Linked DNA regions of Homo sapiens: region 1 is linked to region 2. Evidence: chromatin contacts called from ENCODE Hi-C or POLR2A ChIA-PET data. All regions are on one chromosome and are shown on one strand. Each heading gives the region's core, a stretch centred on a gene start or an enhancer-like site at or near the end of the contact. The rest is flanking DNA. Distances are from core to core; before and after follow the strand shown. Region 1 overlaps POU2F2 (POU class 2 homeobox 2). Region 2 overlaps RPS19 (ribosomal protein S19).

Region 1 (4,946 bases), core at 2,327-4,826, 220 kb before region 2:
CCAACCCCACTGGTAAAAGGGTGGTGTTTGCTTGTCCAGGGAAAAGAGTTTTAGTTTTGCAGAACCAACAATATCAGGAGCATGTGGAGCAGCCACTCTTCCGGTGCAGTCACTTCAGACAGGACACAACCCTGCAAAGACTAGCCAGATGGGGCGGTGTCAGAAGAGAGGTGGGGAGTGTTCTCAATGGAGAATTAGCCCTTCCTGCTTGTGGCTCAGGATCAGCTAGGGCAAGTGTGAAGAAAGCATGTGGAATAATACAAATGCAGCATTGTGCCAAAGCCCCCTGCCCCCATCCTGGGACGGAGGAGTGGGGTCCTACAGGGAGCATCACGGGGGCTGCTGGCAGACAGTGGCTAACCACACCTCCTTTCTTCTCTCCTCAGGTCACACCCCAAGGGGGCGCGGGGACCTTACCGTTGTCCCAAGCTTCCAGCAGTCTGAGCACAACAGGTCAGGGAGGGCAGAAAATGGTGAGGGGGGACTGGGAGGATGTGGCACAGGCTGGAGCCTGAGGTTCCCAAGTGGCTCTGGGTGTCCATGGGCCTCAAGACTGGGCCTGGGGAGTGTGGGTGGGGGAATGGGAGAGACAGTGGGAAGAGGGTAGGACTCACCCCTCCTCTGCAGGAGCAACTCAGCTTTAATCTGCTTCACGATTTCATATGAGAAAAGCATGGGCCTGGTAAAAGGTGAGGCACTTGAGTTTTGTGCCTGGCCTCTGTCATTTTTAAGCTGTGTGAATTCAAGCACTTATTTTATCCTTCTAAGCCTCAGTTTTTATTAAATTATTATGAATGTGTAAAACATAAAAAGATATAAATACATGTATGTAAGAGTGTATGTGTATGTACATATACACACATACATGCATACATACATAGTCTTGTATCCAGAGTTCCCCTCCCTCTTCCTGGGACACGGTAGGTTTATATGTATGGTTATACACCATATATATAATAATAATATAAAATTCGCTGGGTGTGGTGGCTTATGCCTATAATCCCTGCTCTTTGGGAGGCCAAGGCATGTGGATCACCTGAGGTCAGGAGTTCGAGACCAGCCTGGCCAACATGGTAAGCCCTGTCTCTACTAAAAATACAAAAATTAGCTGGGCGTGGTGGCGTGTGTCTGTAATCCCAGCTACTCGGGAGGCTGAGGCAGGAGAATCACTTGAATCCGGGAGGAGGAGGTTGCAGTGAACTGAGATCACACCACTGCACTCTAGCCTGGTGACAGAGTGAGATTCCATCTCAAAAAAAAAAAAAAAAAAAATATATATATATATATATATATACACACACACATAATATATATATGCATAATATATATACACATAATATATATACACATAAAACAACACGTTGCCCCTCCCCAGGCTAGAAAATAGTAAGTGGAGATTTATAAAGTAGTAAGTGCTTGCCTGGCACTGTACTAAACTCTTTCTAAACTGCATTGACTGACTTAATTCTCAAACTCATTTTATGAGATAGGGTCTATTATTATCCCCATTTTCCAGACAAGGGATCTGAAGGTCAGAGAGGTTAAGGCACTCACCCAAGGGCACCACTGGGATGAGACAGAGCCAGGAGTTTCTACCCCAGCAGTCTGGCTGAGTCTGGGCCCTCAGCCCCTGCCAGGTTGCCCATCCCTCAGATGTGGCAGTGTGCCTGGCACCCTTCGCCCCTCCCCAGCCCCTAGAGGGAGCCATAGGGCTTTGTCTCCTGGGCACCCCCGTTTCTAGTCGGTAAAAAAGTGGTTCAGGGCAGGGAGTGTAGAGTGCCAGGGCTCAGCAGGAAGCACCTGCTCTGACTTCCATTGTTATGACAGGGGTCACCATGGCAGAGGCACAGGGAAATGACTCTGGGAAGAGAGGGCAGGGAGGTCTAAGGCTGTTCTGACTGAGGAGATGCTGCGTGAGCTGGGCGGGAGGACAAGTAGGAGCTGACCCCAGGTTCCTCAGTGGGGGACGAGTGGAAGCTGAAGACCCCATCTTTCTGTCTCTCTCTGGCAGTTACTACCTTATCCTCAGCTGTGGGGACGCTCCACCCCAGCCGGACAGCTGGAGGGGGTGGGGGCGGGGGCGGGGCTGCGCCCCCCCTCAATTCCATCCCCTCTGTCACTCCCCCACCCCCGGCCACCACCAACAGCACAAACCCCAGCCCTCAAGGCAGCCACTCGGCTATCGGCTTGTCAGGCCTGAACCCCAGCACGGGGTAAGTGGGTGCACGTGGGAAGCTGTGGGGAGAAGCAGGGTCGCTGCTGCTTCTAGGGTGGGGAGCGGCACCCCAGTTATGTTGGCAGGTCCCTGCCCCTGCTAATGCCTCTGCTTTGCCTCTTGCAGAAGCACAATGGTGGGGTTGAGCTCCGGGCTGAGTCCAGCCCTCATGAGCAACAACCCTTTGGCCACTATCCAAGGTGCGTGCTGCCTCATGTCACACCCATCGTCACCAGCCCTATCCTCTGGGGCCTCGAGCCCTGCCATTGCTGCTCCAGCCATGCCATCCTGCCCCTGCTCACTGCATTGCTTGCCTCTTCATACCCATCTCACCTTTGGGGAAGGTGTGAGGGGTGCTGATGGGGGTCAGTGGGACCGATGGGGAGATGGGGGGCACTCTGGGCAGGATGCTGGAAGGCAAAGGTCTCCCCTGGCCCGGCATGCCCTTAGCCCAGCCTCTCTCTCTCCCCGCCAGCCCTGGCCTCTGGTGGAACCCTGCCCCTTACCAGCCTTGATGGCAGCGGGAATCTGGTGCTGGGGGCAGCCGGTGCAGCCCCGGGGAGCCCTGGCCTGGTGACCTCGCCGCTCTTCTTGAATCATGCTGGGCTGCCCCTGCTCAGCACCCCGCCTGGTGTGGGCCTGGTCTCAGCAGCGGCTGCGGCTGTGGCAGCCTCCATCTCCAGCAAGTCTCCTGGCCTCTCCTCCTCATCCTCTTCATCCTCATCCTCCTCCTCCTCCACTTGCAGCGAGACGGCAGCACAGACCCCTGGAGGTCCAGGGGGGCCCGAGGCAGGGTCCAAACCTGAGTGAGGGCCAGCCATGCCTCCCCTCCCATTCCTCTGGTCCCTGCCTTGGTCCCTTGCCTGGGAAGAGGGCGAGGAGGCCAGTGGTGGGGACGCAGAGGGTCCTCAGAGCAGGAGTGACAAGGGAGGAAAGACCAAAAAAACAACCAACCAAAAAAAAAAAAAAAAAGGAAAGAAACTAACCAACAAAAGAGAAAACCAAAAATAATCACAACAGAAACCAGCTGCCCCAAAGGAACCAGAGGTGAAAAACAAACAAAAAAAAACCAAAAACAAACCAAAAAAAAAAAAAACCCACAAAATCAAACAAACCAAAAAACCAGTCGCGAGCCAGACCTCAGCGTGCTCACCCTCACTGCTACGACGCCAAATAAAAACCCCAGCCAGGGGCGGAGAAGCCTCCAGCAGGTCAGACCTCATGCCACCGAGCCCTGGCTGTGGGACCAACCCCCAACCCTGCCTCCCCCGTGGGGGCTACAGAAGGAAAAAGAGAAGATGCCAGCTTCCTAATCCCAGCCCCCAGCCCTGGGCCAGCGAAGACAGGGCACAGCCTGGGCAGATGGGCTGGGGCTTAGCACCACCCACCAAATGTTCTTTTCCAGAAGGTGAAAGAGAAAGGGCCTGAACAACCTTACACCAAATATTCAGTAGCTTCATCCAAAGGATGTACAGAATTTTTAGCATTGTGCTCAACAGAATGTGTCCCTACCATGTGTCCCCTTCTCCCCTGGCCCCCAGCTCTCCCCACCTGGGCAGGGGGTCTTGCTTTAACCTCCTCCCTCCCCCCAGCAGGGGAGAGTTCAAGGGAAGGCCTGCGGACAACTTTTCATCCCCTGTTCCTCCCTCTTTTCCCCTTTGAAGGGTGGGCTAGGCCATTTTGCCAAGTTCTAGCTCTCACAAGTCCCTCCTCAACCCTGTCACCCTCCTCTGCTCTGGAACTGACTCCCTCCCCAGCCTATGGGAAGGTGGAAATTTCAGGCAAGAGGGGATGAAGACATTCAGTTGAGGGCATTCAGTTGTCTTTTTCCATCCTGTCTGTTTCCCTGAAAAAAAAAAAAATTCATATTCCAGTGCCTATCCGTGGGATCCTTCACGTTCTTTGACATTAACCAGAAACCAAAAAGAGAACTCACCTCGCTTTTCCCACCCTGTGCCCCTCTGGTACTGGCGAATGCCTCTCCCTCCCCCCACATGCACGCACGCACACACCCCAGTGGTGGGGTTCCTCGAGATGGCATCCCCATCAGGGTCCATGTGGTGGGGACAGTGCCACAGCCTGTGGTCCCCATCTGAGAGGGCGCGGTGGTGGCCACCACTCCCACAAGACCTCCACAACTCTTGGCTGGACCCTGTGTTTGACCAGCCCCGGACACGTCTCCACTGACGACGGACAGAGGAGAGACACCACTGGGAGCCACCCTGCCCTCCTGCTATTGTGGAGGCCAACAAAGTTTTGAACCGAAAACCAAAAAAACAGAAACAAACAAACAATAAATTTAAACTAGAAAAAAAATTTATATATATATATAAACATATATATATATATATATATAAAAGGGAAAGAAGATGAGGACTCTTCAAGAATAAGATGGAACCGCGAGGCGGAGCCAAGCCCCTGCACCGGTGGTCCAGGCCCTTGTTCCCCAAGGCGGATGGAAGGACGGATGCTTCTTTCTCTTCACAAATACCTCATGGACGTTGTCTTTGGGAAAGCCGGAGGGGGCGGCTGGGGCAGGGCCTGTCCCTCGGCCAGGGCAGATGGAAGCGGGTGGGCGGGGCTGAGAGAGGGTATCAGGGACAGGGGTGAAGAGCCCCAAACTCCCCTCCCAAATCAACTGAAAAAGCTTTAAAAAAAGACAGGAAAAAAAGGAGTAAGAAAGCAAAAAGAACAGATGAAGGAAAACTTAACAACTTTTGGGTGGTTTGAT
Region 2 (4,570 bases), core at 520-3,019:
ACTCCTGGGCTCAAGTGATTCTCTTGCCTCAGCTTCCCAAGTAGCTGGGATTACAGGTGCACACACCATGCCTGGCTATTTTTAATTTTTTTTTTCTTTTGAGACAGAGTCTCGCTGTGTAGCCCAGGCTGGAGTGCGATGGTGTGATCTTGGCTCACTGCAACCTCCGCCTCCCGGGTTCAAGTGATTCTCCTGCCTCAGCCTCCTGAGTAGCTGGGACTACAAGCAGATGCCACCATGACCGGCTAATTTTTTGTATTTTTTTAGTAGAGATGGGGTTTCACCGTGTTAGCCAGGATGGTCTCAATCTCCTGACCTGATGATCCACTCGCCTCGGCCTCCCAAAGTGCTGGGATTACAGGCATGATCCACCGCACTGGGCCTATTTTTTAAATTTTTTGTAAAGACAGGGTCTCACTGTGTTGCCCAGGCTGGCCTGGAAGTCCTGACCTCAAGTGATTCTCCCAGCTTGGCCTCCCGAAGTGCTGGGATTATAGGCACTGCACCCTGCCCTGCCTGTGTTACTTAAACTGGGTTGTGCTTCATAGGTTTTTCTTACATTATGAATACTGAATGCTAAATACTTGCATGCCTGAAGTATTTCAGATTTTTTTTTTTGAGATGGAGTCTTGCTCTGTTGCCCAGGCTGAAGTGCAGTGGCGGCACAATCTTGGCTCACTGCAGCCTCCGCCTCCTGGGTTCAAGCTGTTCTCCTGTCTCAGCCTCCCAAGTAGCTGGAATTACAGGTGTGCACCACCATGCCCAGCCAATTTTTTTTTTCATAGACACAGGGTTTCACCATGTTGGCCAGGCTGGTCTCAAACTCTTTTTTTTTTTTTTTTTTGAGACGGTGTTTCACTCTTGTCGCCCAGACTGGAGTACAATGGTGCAATCTTGGCTCACTGTGACCTCCACTTCCTGCATTCAAGCGATTCTCCTGCCTCCACGTCCAGCTAATTTTTGTATTTTTTAGTAGAGACAGGGTTCCATCATGTTGGCCAGGCTGGTCTCGAACTTCTGACCTCAGGTGATCCACCTGCCTCGGCCTCTCCAAGTGTTGGGATTACAGGTGTGAGCCACCACTCCAGGCCAAGGTCTCAAACTCTTGACCTCAAGTGATCTGCCCACCTCTGCCTCCTAGAGTGCAGAATTTTAAAAAAGTGCAATTGCCAGCTGGGCGCGGTGGCTCACGCCTGTAATCCCAACACTTTGGGAGGCTGAGGCGGGCGGATCAGAAGGTCAGGAGATCAAAACCATCCTGGCTAACACAGTGAAACCCCGTCTCTACTAAAAATACAAAAATTAGCCGGGCATGGCGGCGTGTGCCTGTAGTCCCAGCTGCTGGGGAGGCTGAGGCAGAATGGCGTGAACCCAGGAGATGGGAAAAGGGCAATTCCCATCCACGCAGAAGAGCCTGGGCCTCAAGAGTCCAGGATTCTTTTACAACTCAGCTCTGCCAACTGACTGGTCATCTGAAACTCAGTTTTTTCTCCTATAACATGGGTACAAACCCCCCACTTGATAAGACTGCAAGAATATTCTGCAGTGCATTTGGCACAGTATCTAGGACAGTTCTGTAGCCCTGGGAACCAGGACCCCAGGTGTTCTGCTGGGGTCACTAGCCCCTCTGCACTTCAATTCCCCGTTACAACCCCCTCCCAGGAATAAGCCTGGCTCCAGACCTGGAAGCCCTAGGAATTCACCTTCAAGAGCCTTCGGTGGCTGAGCTTCTTTCTAGGCCCTCTACTGCTCCCCAGTGGCTGGAGCGGCGCGGCTGCGGGATTGCAGGCCTGCTCGGGACACCTAGACCTTGCTTCCTACCTGGGAAGCGCAATGCCTGCTGCTGTGCAAACCGGACGCTTGGCATTGAGTTCTCATGTCAGCTCTGGGAAATGTTTTCATTAATGGCCAAAAGAGGAAACTAGAGCCCAGAATGGGGAGTGACTGGCCTGCAGCTAGAGTGCAACCCTTTGGGCCTCTTTTCTGAGGCACAGAGCCCTTGGAGTGGCTAGGTCCAGGCTGCAGCTGGGTTGCTTGGGTTCATATGATGGCTCCAGCTGTGGGATATCTGGCAAGTTACCCAGCCTATGGCTTACTTTACCTACCTCCAAAGCACTTTTCGGCACTTACTTCACAGAGTTGCTGAGTGTAAACAACGGTGCTTTTAACATTTTTATTGATTCTTTTTTTGAAATGGAGTCTCGCTCTGTTGCCCAGGCTGGATTGCAATTGCTCGATCTCAACCCACTGCAACCTCCGCCTCCGGGGTTCGAGCGATTCTTCTGCCTCAGCCTCCTGAGTAGCTGGGATTACAGGTGCGCGCCACCATGCCCAACTAATTTTGGTATTTTTAGAGACAGGGTTTCTCCATGTTGGTCAGGCTGTTCTCAAGCTCCCAACCTCAGGTGATCAGCCCGTCTCGGCCTCCCAAAGTGTTGAGATTACAGGTGTGAGCCACTGTGCCTGGCCGATACTTCTTAAACTCTTACGCCTTACGTTTGGGGACTGCCAACTGAACTGTCCAGCAGCAGAGCTACTCAGAGCCAAGGCTCTCCACGGCATCTTGTCCAGTCTCTCAGGAGTTAGCAGGCTTACACACGAGGAGACGAAGGCTCAGAGGATAAGGTGCACAGGGTTACGTGGGATTAGGGGCAGAGTTGTGATTTAAACTCTAGTTTGAACTTCAAAACCCAGGCTCGCCCCTTTCCAGGAAATGGGTCAGATCCCAGGAATAATTTGGACAGGGGAATCCTGGGAGATATTGGCCAAACCAGTTTAGTCTTCCCAACTGGGAGGGACATCTGGTCACAGCGGGCCCTAAGTTTCTTTCCTGGCTTGCCCCTCCAGGGGTCGGACAGCTGCCCACTGGGTGCTATTTGGATCTCCCAGCCTGACCAGGTGCCCAATCATGGGCGGAGGCCACATCCCACTTGCCGTGCACGACTGCAAAGGTTGTGCAGCCCGTGTGTGGCCGCCCTGGTAATTCAACTTCTGCACAGGGATCTGCTTCCACCGACTTCCTGCCACTGCCACTCAGCGGGCCCAAGACCGCTCAGATGCAGAGTGAAGGCTCAAGGACCATTCAGCCTGTGCAGGCCCCAGGCCCAGGAAAGTTAGTGTGTAGGCAGCACAGGTCAGTTTGCGGTGGAGGCTCCCTGGTGGTCTGTCCTTTTCTACCTTCCAGGGAAGAGCATGAACCCTGGGCCCTCTTGCTTTACTCCAGCGGAAGCCACCTCTGCAGCCCAGGCCCAGCTGAGGTCACAGCTCACAGCCATCCTTTCGTTTCTCACTTTCTGACAATTGCAAAGACAGGATGTGGGGGAGTGAGCCACAAGGGCCCCTGGGTCCTTCCTCCAAACCCAGATGGGAACTGTTTGACCTGGGAAGGCCCGACTGGCTGCCGGGTAAACAGCCACCCAATCACCCTGGGCCCCCTCACCCAAGGGAAGGGAGGAAGCGCCTCTTCCTCATGCCCCTGAAGAACAATCAAGAGACCCAAACCAGACCAGGCACAGTGGCTCACACTTGTAATCCCAGCACTTTGGGAGGCTGAGGCAGGAGAATCATTTGAACCCAGAAGGCGGAGATTGCAGTGAGCTGAGATGGCGCCACTGCACTCCAGCCTGGGCGACAGAGCAAGAGACTCAAAAAAGAGACCCAGACCAGGATTACGAATGAGGCAATTTATTAACCCAGCATGGTTTGTTCTAATGCTTCTTGTTGGCAGCTGCCACCTGTGGGAAAAGATGGAAGAATAAAAGTTAGTCAAGGGGGTCTCTGCTGGGGCACTTTGTAACAGCTACCTAACTACCCACCACAGGTGGGCACCCCGATTTGTGGTTTCAAATGCATCTATCTCATCTAATTCTCACTGTGGGTATTCCCCCATTTCACAGACGTGGAAACTGAGTCTCAAGGGAGTGGCCAGGCACAGTGGCTCACACCTTTAATCCCAGCACTCTGGAAGGCCGAGGCAGGTGGATCACCTGAGGTCAAGAGTTCGAGACCAGCCTGACCAATATGGTGAAACCCTGTCTCTACTAAAAATATAAAAACTAGCCAGGTGTGGTGGTGTGTGCCTGTAGTCCCAGCTACTCGGGAAGCTGAGATAGGAGAATTGCTTGAACCCAGGTGGCAGAGGTTGCAGTGAGCTGACATTGCACCACTGCACTCCAGCCTGGGCGACAGAGCAAGACTCTGTCTCAAAAAAAAAAAAAAAAAAAAAAAAAAAAAAAGGAAGGGAGTGGCGGAGTGGAGTCCAAATTCCGCCCACTGCCATGTGAGAAGGCCAACATCCAACCACCAGCAATGATGTGTGCGCCAAGCCCCACTCTGCCTGGAAGAGCTTTCTCCTTCCAGACCACCCCCAACTCCTAGAGGGCTGACACTTTCCATTCTTTTGTGACACTTGACTGACTAAATGCTCCAAGGCTCCTAGGAGGCCTGAGTCAGTGATACAGAATTGAGCTCATGCCAGGCCCTGGGTGCTCCTGCTGTACTATAGCTCACTGACTCCTCACTACCATGCTTGAGGTGGCCAAGGGTAGATTTTGGCCACAGGGAGGCCAAG

Evidence for each region. A loop is a pair of places that touch in the nucleus more often than their neighbours do. ChIA-PET counts read pairs that join two places held with the same protein, here RNA polymerase II (POLR2A). Pooled maps may share reads with other maps.
Region 1: a pooled map shows a loop between it and region 2 (9-fold over the local background). The contact joins two enhancer-like sites. A Hi-C loop is called at or near these places in 1 of 37 single-sample maps with no recorded cell type and 4 of 50 pooled maps. POLR2A ChIA-PET finds 5 or more read pairs at or near these places in 9 of 52 experiments (AG04449, B cell, H1 and 6 more).

The regions. Positions count from the first base shown.
Region 1 is chr19:42,089,336-42,094,281 of GRCh38, reverse strand. It overlaps POU2F2 (POU class 2 homeobox 2), which reads left to right. Exons shown (of 15, transcript NM_001394376.1): 12 at 387-453; 13 at 2,012-2,213; 14 at 2,342-2,415; 15 at 2,691-4,946. The coding sequence ends at 3,025. Among named protein-coding and RNA genes, the nearest start is that of ZNF574, 16 kb to the right of the region's middle. Within about 2 kb of position 3,576, at least 3 of the 41 ENCODE cell types and tissues checked have a DNase peak (open chromatin) inside an H3K27ac peak, as active enhancers do; they include B cell, where a contact is called at or near this core.
Region 2 is chr19:41,870,515-41,875,084 of GRCh38, reverse strand. It overlaps RPS19 (ribosomal protein S19), which reads right to left. Exons shown (of 6, transcript NM_001022.4): 6 at 2,160-3,734. The coding sequence ends at 3,708. Among named protein-coding and RNA genes, the nearest start is that of MIR6797, 3.2 kb to the right of the region's middle. RefSeq lists enhancers at 1,477-1,726, 3,040-3,299, 3,540-3,609. Within about 2 kb of position 1,769, at least 14 of the 41 ENCODE cell types and tissues checked have a DNase peak (open chromatin) inside an H3K27ac peak, as active enhancers do; they include B cell, where a contact is called at or near this core.